Regions from separate parts of the Homo sapiens genome. Here region 2 is linked to region 1. Evidence: read pairs that join two places in POLR2A ChIA-PET (ENCODE). Cell type or tissue: CD4-positive, alpha-beta T cell. All regions are shown on one strand. Region 1 has its middle 15 kb from the start of SERINC5. Region 2 overlaps SERINC5 (serine incorporator 5).

Region 1 (4,000 bases):
TACCAAAAAATACAAAAAATTAGCCGGGCGTGGTGGCGGGTGCCTGTAGTCCCAGCTACTCGGGAGGCTGAGGCAGGAGAATGGCGTGAACCCAGGAGGCGGAGGTTGCAGTGAGCCGAGTTCACGCCACTGCACTCCAGCCTGGGCGACAGAGCGAGACTCCGTCTCAAAAAAAACCCAAAAACCATTTCTGAACAGAGCTCATTCCTGTGATTCTGAATACCATGGAAAATTATTCTGGCTTCTTTGGTTTTAAAATCAATTCAAAAAACTTTCCACATCCTGATTTCAAGTAAACACATTCAGCTATGTTTGAGGCTGAGAGGGGAAAGAAAAAAACACACAAAGGCGAGACAAGTCTCTCTTTTCAGTTTTCTTGGTTAATCCATTCTAATTAATTTCCTGAGAGGAAGTACAAGAGGTAAGCCCATTTCTTCAAATAACAGCACTGTGTGTTGACTTATCTTTTTAACGTGTATTTAAAGAGAGGACTCCTGTCAGTTTCTTTTAAATTCACTTTATAAGATGCATACTTTGAAGTAAACTCTCTTTGGAGGTGCTTGGTTTTAAAATAACCACCGCCAGCTAACTGCCTGTGCAACCATATAGTTCCATGAAAATCAACAAAAGGCCTTCATTGCGGGTTTCACTTGGAAGATGTTTACATTGTTCTATGAAGGTTAGAAAGGCGGAAGGAGCTCCCTGAGGTTTCACAGGAAGACAGTCCAGCCTATTTATTCATAATGGGATTTCAGTTACAGAACATTTAGATTCAACAGAAGGAGAATTTTAAATGGCTGAGAGAAGATGATAAGAAAATGTTCATAAACCATTTCATTTTGTTTCCCTCTTTAATGAAAAGGGAGAAAACACTCAATGAAGAAAGTTAATGACTCTGAAGTCCAAATGAGAAGTTTAGAAACAACTTCTTGAAAAAAAAGAAAAAGTATGCATTTATTGAATGACATTACTCAATCAATAATTTTGGATATTTTCTTTTTGTGTTTTTTTTTTCCATGCTAATTCTACAAACTGAAGGCAAGAATAAATGTTGTTTTTTTTAACCCCCCAAGACGGAGTCTTGCTCTATCACCCGGGCTGGAGTGGTGCAGTGGCATGATCTCTGCTCACTGCAACCTTCGCTTCCCGGGTTCAAGCGATTCTCCTGTCTCAGCCTCCCGAGTAGCTGGGATTACAGGCGCCTGCCACTGCGCCCGGCTAATTTTTGTATTTTTAGTAGAGACGGGGTTTCACCATGTTGGCCAGGCTGGTCTCAAACTCCTGACCTCGTGATCCGCCCGCCTCAGCCTCCGAAAGTGCTGGGATTACAGGCATGAGCCACTGTGCTGGGCCAAGAAAATGTTCTTATGCCTTTGCTTTATTTAAAAGAAGCAGACTGGCCGGGTGCAATGGCCCACACCTGTACTCCCAGCACGTTGGGAGGCCGAGGTGGGGGGGCGGATCACCTGAGGTCAGGAGTTCAAGACCAGCTTAGCCAACATAGTAAAACCTCGTCTCTACTAAAATACAAAAATTGGCTGGGCTTGGTGGTGCACGCGCCTGTAACCCCAGCTACTCAGGTGGCTGAGGCAGGAGACTTGCTTGAACCTGGGAGGTGGAGGTTGCAGTGAACTGACATTGTGCCACTGAACTCCAGCCTGGGCAACAGAGCGGAAACTCTGTCTCAAAAACAAGAACAACAAAAAAACCACAGTAGACTTCCATTCCATCTTCAGACTATATTTCTAAAGAAGGAAATGGTGTCCTAAGCACGTTCATTTATGGTCTACCACTCAAAATATGAAATTCAACATAGGTGTATGTGACTTGAGCCACAGTAATCTGAGGAAGGCAACAGGCATCAAATTTTGCTTGCTGGGACATGGGACCAATTAGTGGAAAACACAGAGTTAAAGCCACATTGTAGACTTGAAAGTGGAAGGGTAAAAATAAGAGAAGGAAGAAAGCAAAAGGCTGGCCACTGAGCAGAGAAAAGGCTCAACTGGATTCTCTCTCAAAAACTTTAGGTAGCAATTTATGAAAATTGCTGTTGTCAGCCTCCAGATTTACCATCTAGCTCCTAAAAAGCTACTGGCGATGACTTCACACCCTTATCAAGGAGATAACTTTGAGAGGTTTCTCATTTAGAAGTATAAGATTTCAACCAGGCATGGTGACTCATGCCTGTAATCCCAGCACTTTGGGAGGCTGAGGAGGGTGGATCACTTGAGGCCAGGAGTTCAAGACCAGCCTGTCCAACATAGTGAAACCCCATCTCCACTAAAAATACAAAAATTAGCTAGGCATGATGGCACATACCTGTAATCTCAGCTCAGCTACTCGGGAGGCTGAGGCAAAGGAATTGCTTGAACCCAGGAGGCGGGGGGTTGTAGTGGGCTGAGATGTGCCACTACACTCCAGCCTGGGCGACAGAGCAAGACTCTGTCTCAAAAAAAAAGGGTACAAGGTTTCCTGGTACTATTATTTTCAAATGCCTTTGGAACACAAGGGCTTTTGAAAAAACAGGAGACAGGTCGGGCGTGGTGGCTCACTTCTGTAATCCCAACACTTTGGGAGGCTAAGGTGGGCAGATTACCCAAGGTCAGGTGAGACCAGCCTGGCCAACATGGTGAAACCCTGTCTCTACTAAAAATTCAAAAATTAGCTGAGCATGACGACGGGTGCCTGGGAGGCTGAAGCAGGAGAATCACTTGAACGCAGGAGGCAGAGTTTGCAGTGAGCCAAGATTGCGCCACTGCACTCCAGCCTGGGCAAGAGAGCAAGACTCCATCTCAAAAAAAAAAAAAAGGAAAAAATAGGAGACAGAGTAGAATGTCTTACCTGCCACCCTAAGAATAAGCATAAGGTTCTTTGCTTGGCAGGAAAAAAATACCAGTAGACGTTGTAAAGCCTCTTCGTGTTGATGTCTTTAAGAATGTCAAATGCTTGCAGCCTCTGCCTATGCGCTCAGTGCAGCCAGAAGCTGGTGGTCAGCCTGGCTGGAGCAGCTGTACAATAGGTGATGTTTGCCTCCATCTTCCCTTTAAGCTCTGCTCCATGGGAACCCTCAAGAGGAGACTACCTTAACCTAATCCAAGGAGTTCTCCATCTCTGGCAACATTCACACAGGAAGTACCTGCAGGCAAACAGGTATTTGAACATTTGTTCAGAGCTATCAAAATTTTAGGATGTAAACCCCTGTGACCCCTGTGTACCATAGTTGACATTGGGGGCCTCTGATTGCGGGGAAGAGCCTGAACCAAGAACCACTATCTCTTGTGTAATAGGATGCCAGGGCAAGGGAATCCCATCATGACCCACTTATTTCCAAACTTGTATGTTTGGAAACATTTGGAGCCTTATCTCTGCTCTTAAGTCCAATGCAGGGCAAGATTCACAAGGGCACTTCAGGAGGACAGCTCACACAGTTAGTCTCGCCTTATATTTTTGTTCTGGTGAAATAATTTTAAAACAAAGGAGCCGGGCATGGTAGCTCACGCCTGTAATCCAGCACTTTGGGAAGCTGAGGCGGGCAGATCACCTGAGGTCAGGAGTTCGAGACCAGCCTGACCAACATGGTGAAACCCCGTCTCTACTAAAAATACAAAAAAAATTAGCCGGGCATGGTGGCGCATGCCTGTAGTCCCAGCTACTCAGGACGCTGAGGTAGGAGAATCACTTGAGCCCGGGAGGCGGAGGTTGTAGTGAGCTGAAATCATGCCACTGCACTCCAGCCTGGGCAACAGAGCGAAACTCTGTCTCAAAAACAAAAAACAAAACACAAAACAAAACAAAAACAGACCGGGTGCAGTGGCTCACGCCTGTAATCCCAGCACTTTGGGAGGCCGGGGCAGGCTGATCACTTGAGGTCAGGAGTTTGAGACCAGCCTGGTCAACATGGTGAAACCCCATCTCTACTTAAAATACAAAAATTAGCTGGGCGTGGTGGCGTGTGCTGTAATCCCTGCTACTCTGGAGGCTGAGGCAGGAGAATTGCTTG
Region 2 (4,000 bases), 52 kb before region 1:
AGCCATCTCCACAGTCAGACTGTGGGGTTCACCACCTTCAGTCTGAACACAGGAGAGCATGCTGGCAACTTATGTGTGTGAGAAAACTTGTTGGAAAGCTAAAGCCGTCTTTACACCTTCATTTCCACTGAGGAAAAAACAAGAGCTGTGGGAACATTCACTGGCACCCACTGAGGCAACAAATACCTGTGGCAGAACAGGGCTGAAAAGGTGAGTTAAGTAAGTTCTATTAAGAAAAAGGTATAAGAAAATGAAACCTTGAAACTCAAAACGGAGAAGTGTAGGAGACTGGGAGAAAACAAAAGTACCCATTGGGTTTTAAATATTTTTTTTTAATTAGTTTTAGGGCTGGGCACAGTGGCTCCTGCCTGTAATCCCAGCACTTTGGGAGGCCGAGGTGGGTAGATCGCTTGAGTCCAGGAGTTTGAGACCAGCCTGGGTAACATAGTGAGACACTGTCTCTACAAAAAATACAAAAATTAGCCAGGCATGGTGACACAAGCCTGTAGTCCCGGCTACTTGGAAGGCTGAGGTAGGAGGATGGATTGAGCCCAGAAGATTGAGGTTACATTGAGCTGAGATTGCATCACTGCACTTCAGCCTGGGCAACAGAGTGAGACTCTGTCTCTAAAAAAACAAATAAAATAAAATACAGTAAAAACTCGTTTCATTTATAAAGTAAGTTTGATGTTTACATTTTTATTCTTAATTTTTAATTTTAATTTTTTTATTTTGATATTTTTATTTTACAAATTTTTAATTAAAATAAGTTTATTTAAAAGTTTTATTTTTAATTTATAAAATAGTTAATTTTAAATAGTCTCAGCAAAAAAGAAGGTGGGCAGAAACCCTGCTCGTTCTACTTTATAAATAGTAGCTTATCAACCGGCAGCCAGTGAAACACTAAACCCAAAATTTGCCTCATTGTGTCATGGAGATTATGCTGCAAGGGAGAAACCTGCCAAGCCCTTTCCAAGAGGTGCTATGTGCCAGCCCAATCCCCAAACCCTGCCAAGCCACGGAGTGCTTTCTAGGCTGGTGACAGGCCCCAGTGCCAGCTAGATGCCCGTATGCTCGGGGATGGAAACAGAAAGGAGCTCATTTCACTGCTCTCAGAGAGCTGGAGTGCAGAGGACCTTAGAACTCAAGTGCACCAGAAGCTTCAAGAGTTTAGCGGCGAGTGAGCTCTTCTCCCCACCAAACGAAATTCTATGCACAATATGTAACACATATGGATGCAGTATAATACCAAAAATGCAGTTCTATATTCATACAGTATTTATTAAATGCTTACTAGTGACTGGGTACTGGTTCTAGGAGTTGGTAGTATAGTCCCTGCTCTCAGGAAACTCACATTTTAGTGGATTTTTTAATCAAACTCAGCATCCAGAAAATTCAACCTAAACAGGGCTACATCCCAAAACCTGCACTGGAAGTCCCTGATCTAGTCCAGTCCTCCTATTTTCCTGATGTGAAAACCGAGGCCCAGAAAGGTTAGGTGATTTGGCTCAAGGACAAATCTAGTGACAACCATCAGTGGAGCATCAAAAAACACATCAGTGCAAACAACTCAGCAGTCTGGAAAAGGAAGGAGCTAGTAACTCATCCTCTGGGTTCCACACTTCTGTATCTACTGTGCAATATACTAACAGACACTTGAGACAACTAAAGGAAGTCATCGTTAGTAGCTTTAAAAAACGCTCTGCTCCATCTCAAAAACAAACAAACAAACAAATGCTCTGCTGATCCTAGGAAGAAGGCAGTTTCAAGTGTCTCAGAGTCTAATACATTTTGAAAGGTTTCCCTCATGACAGTTAAAACGAAAAGCCAGCATGTGTCGCATTAACCCTGGGGTGGCCACAAAACCGGTGTTCCTGGCTGGGCGCAGTGGCTCACGCCTGTAATCCCAGCAGTTTGGGAGGCCAAGGTGGGCGGATCACCTGAGGTCGGAAGTTCTAGACGAGCCTGACCAATATGAAGAAACCCCATCTCTACTAAAAATACAAAATTAGCCAGGCATGATGGCACATGCCCGTAATCCCAGCTACATGAGAGGCTGAGGTAGGAGAATCACTTGAACCCGGGAGGCAGAGGTTGCAGTGAGCCAAGATTGCATTATTGCACTCCAGCCTGGGCAACAAGAGTGAAACTCCATGGTGGCACGTGCCTGTAATCCCAGCTACTTGGGAGGCTGAGGCAGGAGAATCACTTGAACCAGGGAGTCGGAGGTTGCAGTGAGCCGAGATCACGCCATTGCACTCCAGCCTGGTGACAGAGCAAGACTCTGTCTCAAAAAAAAAAAAAAAAGTCTGGTGCTCTTGAACAGCTACAGGCTGTGCTATGGTAATGCCCACCCCCGACTACCTCCCTTCCTGCGCTTCTGAGAAGCTGACAGCCCCGACTAAATCACCCCACGTGCAGATTCAACCACTGGCCGCTCTCCCCACAAACCACATCACAGAAAGGGCTCACTGCTCAAAAGAACACCTCTGACCCATTCCACTGCCCAGTAACAATATGTTTCTCTTTCAAGGTGGTTAGTCTAGCAACAAGGGCTCTGAACAAGGAAAAACTTGCACGCTTCACCTACCCTAGATCCCATAAAATCCTGTTCTTTAGGATTCAGTGTCCAATAAAAGATGATTATTTCAAGTCTTTCTAATATTTTTCACATAAATACATAAATTAGAAAACAAAATGTCAGACAACAGGCCTCTGGTTTGGAAAACCACAGCTGTACCTGGATAGTACCAGTGCTCAGAGGCAAGATCAGGGGAAGGGGAAAGGGAGGCATGGGCCCACACTAACCTCTCAAGACGCATGTCCCTCCTACAGGGTCGCCCTCACTCCTCTAGCCCACCCCATGTTCTGGATGCCTGGTAGTGCCATGAAAGTCCTGGTTTAACAGCTTTTTTCTTGGAGTAACAGCTGCACTGTTTTCCTACAGCTGAGAAAACACTTTTTCTCACAGTTAACTTTAGCCTTCATCATCCCTCAAACTTCAGGAAACCTTCTTTCCAGCTCTTCCCTCTTTTCACCCTTGAAATTCATCTTCTTCTTCCACTTCTAGCTTGAAGTGGAAGGAACGAATAGGTGTGTGCCTTTCCCCCAAACAAATAGCCGCTGTTCATTGCCTTTTCAAGCAAGCACTGCCAGATGCCCAGTGGGTTTTATCAGCACCCCTCCACCCACTTCTGGAGCAGGTCCTCATTCCAAGGCAAGCTGGCACAAAGCCCTAGACAGCCTTTGTGAGGATGCCTGCATTCAAGCACCAGCTGCCTCGATGGCACCAACTGGCAGAGAACTGTCATGCAATTACCCCTTCGCCCCCAGCTTGAGAAACTCCTGTTTATGTTCTTAAAATACATTTGCAAAAGGAACCAGGGCCAAATGAAGGTGCTTATACTTATTTCTTCTATCATCAACAGAAATGAAAATAACCTTACATCACCACCCGCCAACCTTTACCTTTTTGTTTTTTTTCATTCAGGGTATTGGCTACACACAACCAAGTACGGGAGTACAGAGATAGAAGCAAGTCACAGGCCAGGCGCGGTGGCTCACGCCTGTAATCCCAGCACTTTGGAGGCCGAGGCAGGTGGATCACCTGAGGTCAGGAGTTCAAGACCAGCCTGGCCAACATGGCCAAACCCCGCCTCTACTAAAAATACAAAAAACTAGCTGGGTATGGTGGCACATGCCTGTAATCCCAGCTACTCAGGAGAGCAAGGCAGGAGAATCGCTTTAACTCAGAGGCGGAGGTTGCAGTGAGCCCAGACAGCGCCACCATACTCCAGCCTGGGCGACAGAGCAAGACTCTGTCTCAATAAATAAAAATAAAAAAAAAAAAGAGAGAGAGAGATAGAAACAAGTAACTTGCTCATATTGGCAGCGGTGTTCCCTCTACTTTTTAAAATTACAAGGCAGAAGTCTTCTATCAGCCCTAGATTGTGAAGACTAGCACTCCGGCAACAAAATCATACACAATGGACCTCAATGC

Evidence for each region. Peaks named below come from ENCODE experiments on the same cell type or tissue, not always from the same donor. Only the 100,000 strongest peaks of a DNase experiment are listed, where the experiment ranks them.
Region 2: POLR2A ChIA-PET joins it to region 1 with 5 read pairs; 7 of 35 experiments call an interaction of 5 or more read pairs at or near these places.

What each region holds. Positions count from the first base shown.
Region 1 is chr5:80,268,578-80,272,577 of GRCh38, forward strand. No RefSeq gene overlaps it. Among named protein-coding and RNA genes, the nearest start is that of SERINC5, 15 kb to the left of the region's middle. RefSeq lists a silencer at 3,999-4,000. In CD4-positive, alpha-beta T cell, no CTCF peak of the experiment used is centred here; a DNase peak (open chromatin) is centred at 1,664; H3K27ac peaks cover 2,130 bases.
Region 2 is chr5:80,216,383-80,220,382 of GRCh38, forward strand. All of the region lies in intron 1 of SERINC5 (serine incorporator 5), which reads right to left. Among named protein-coding and RNA genes, the nearest start is that of SERINC5, 38 kb to the right of the region's middle. In CD4-positive, alpha-beta T cell, no CTCF peak of the experiment used is centred here; a DNase peak (open chromatin) is centred at 2,379; H3K27ac peaks cover 394 bases.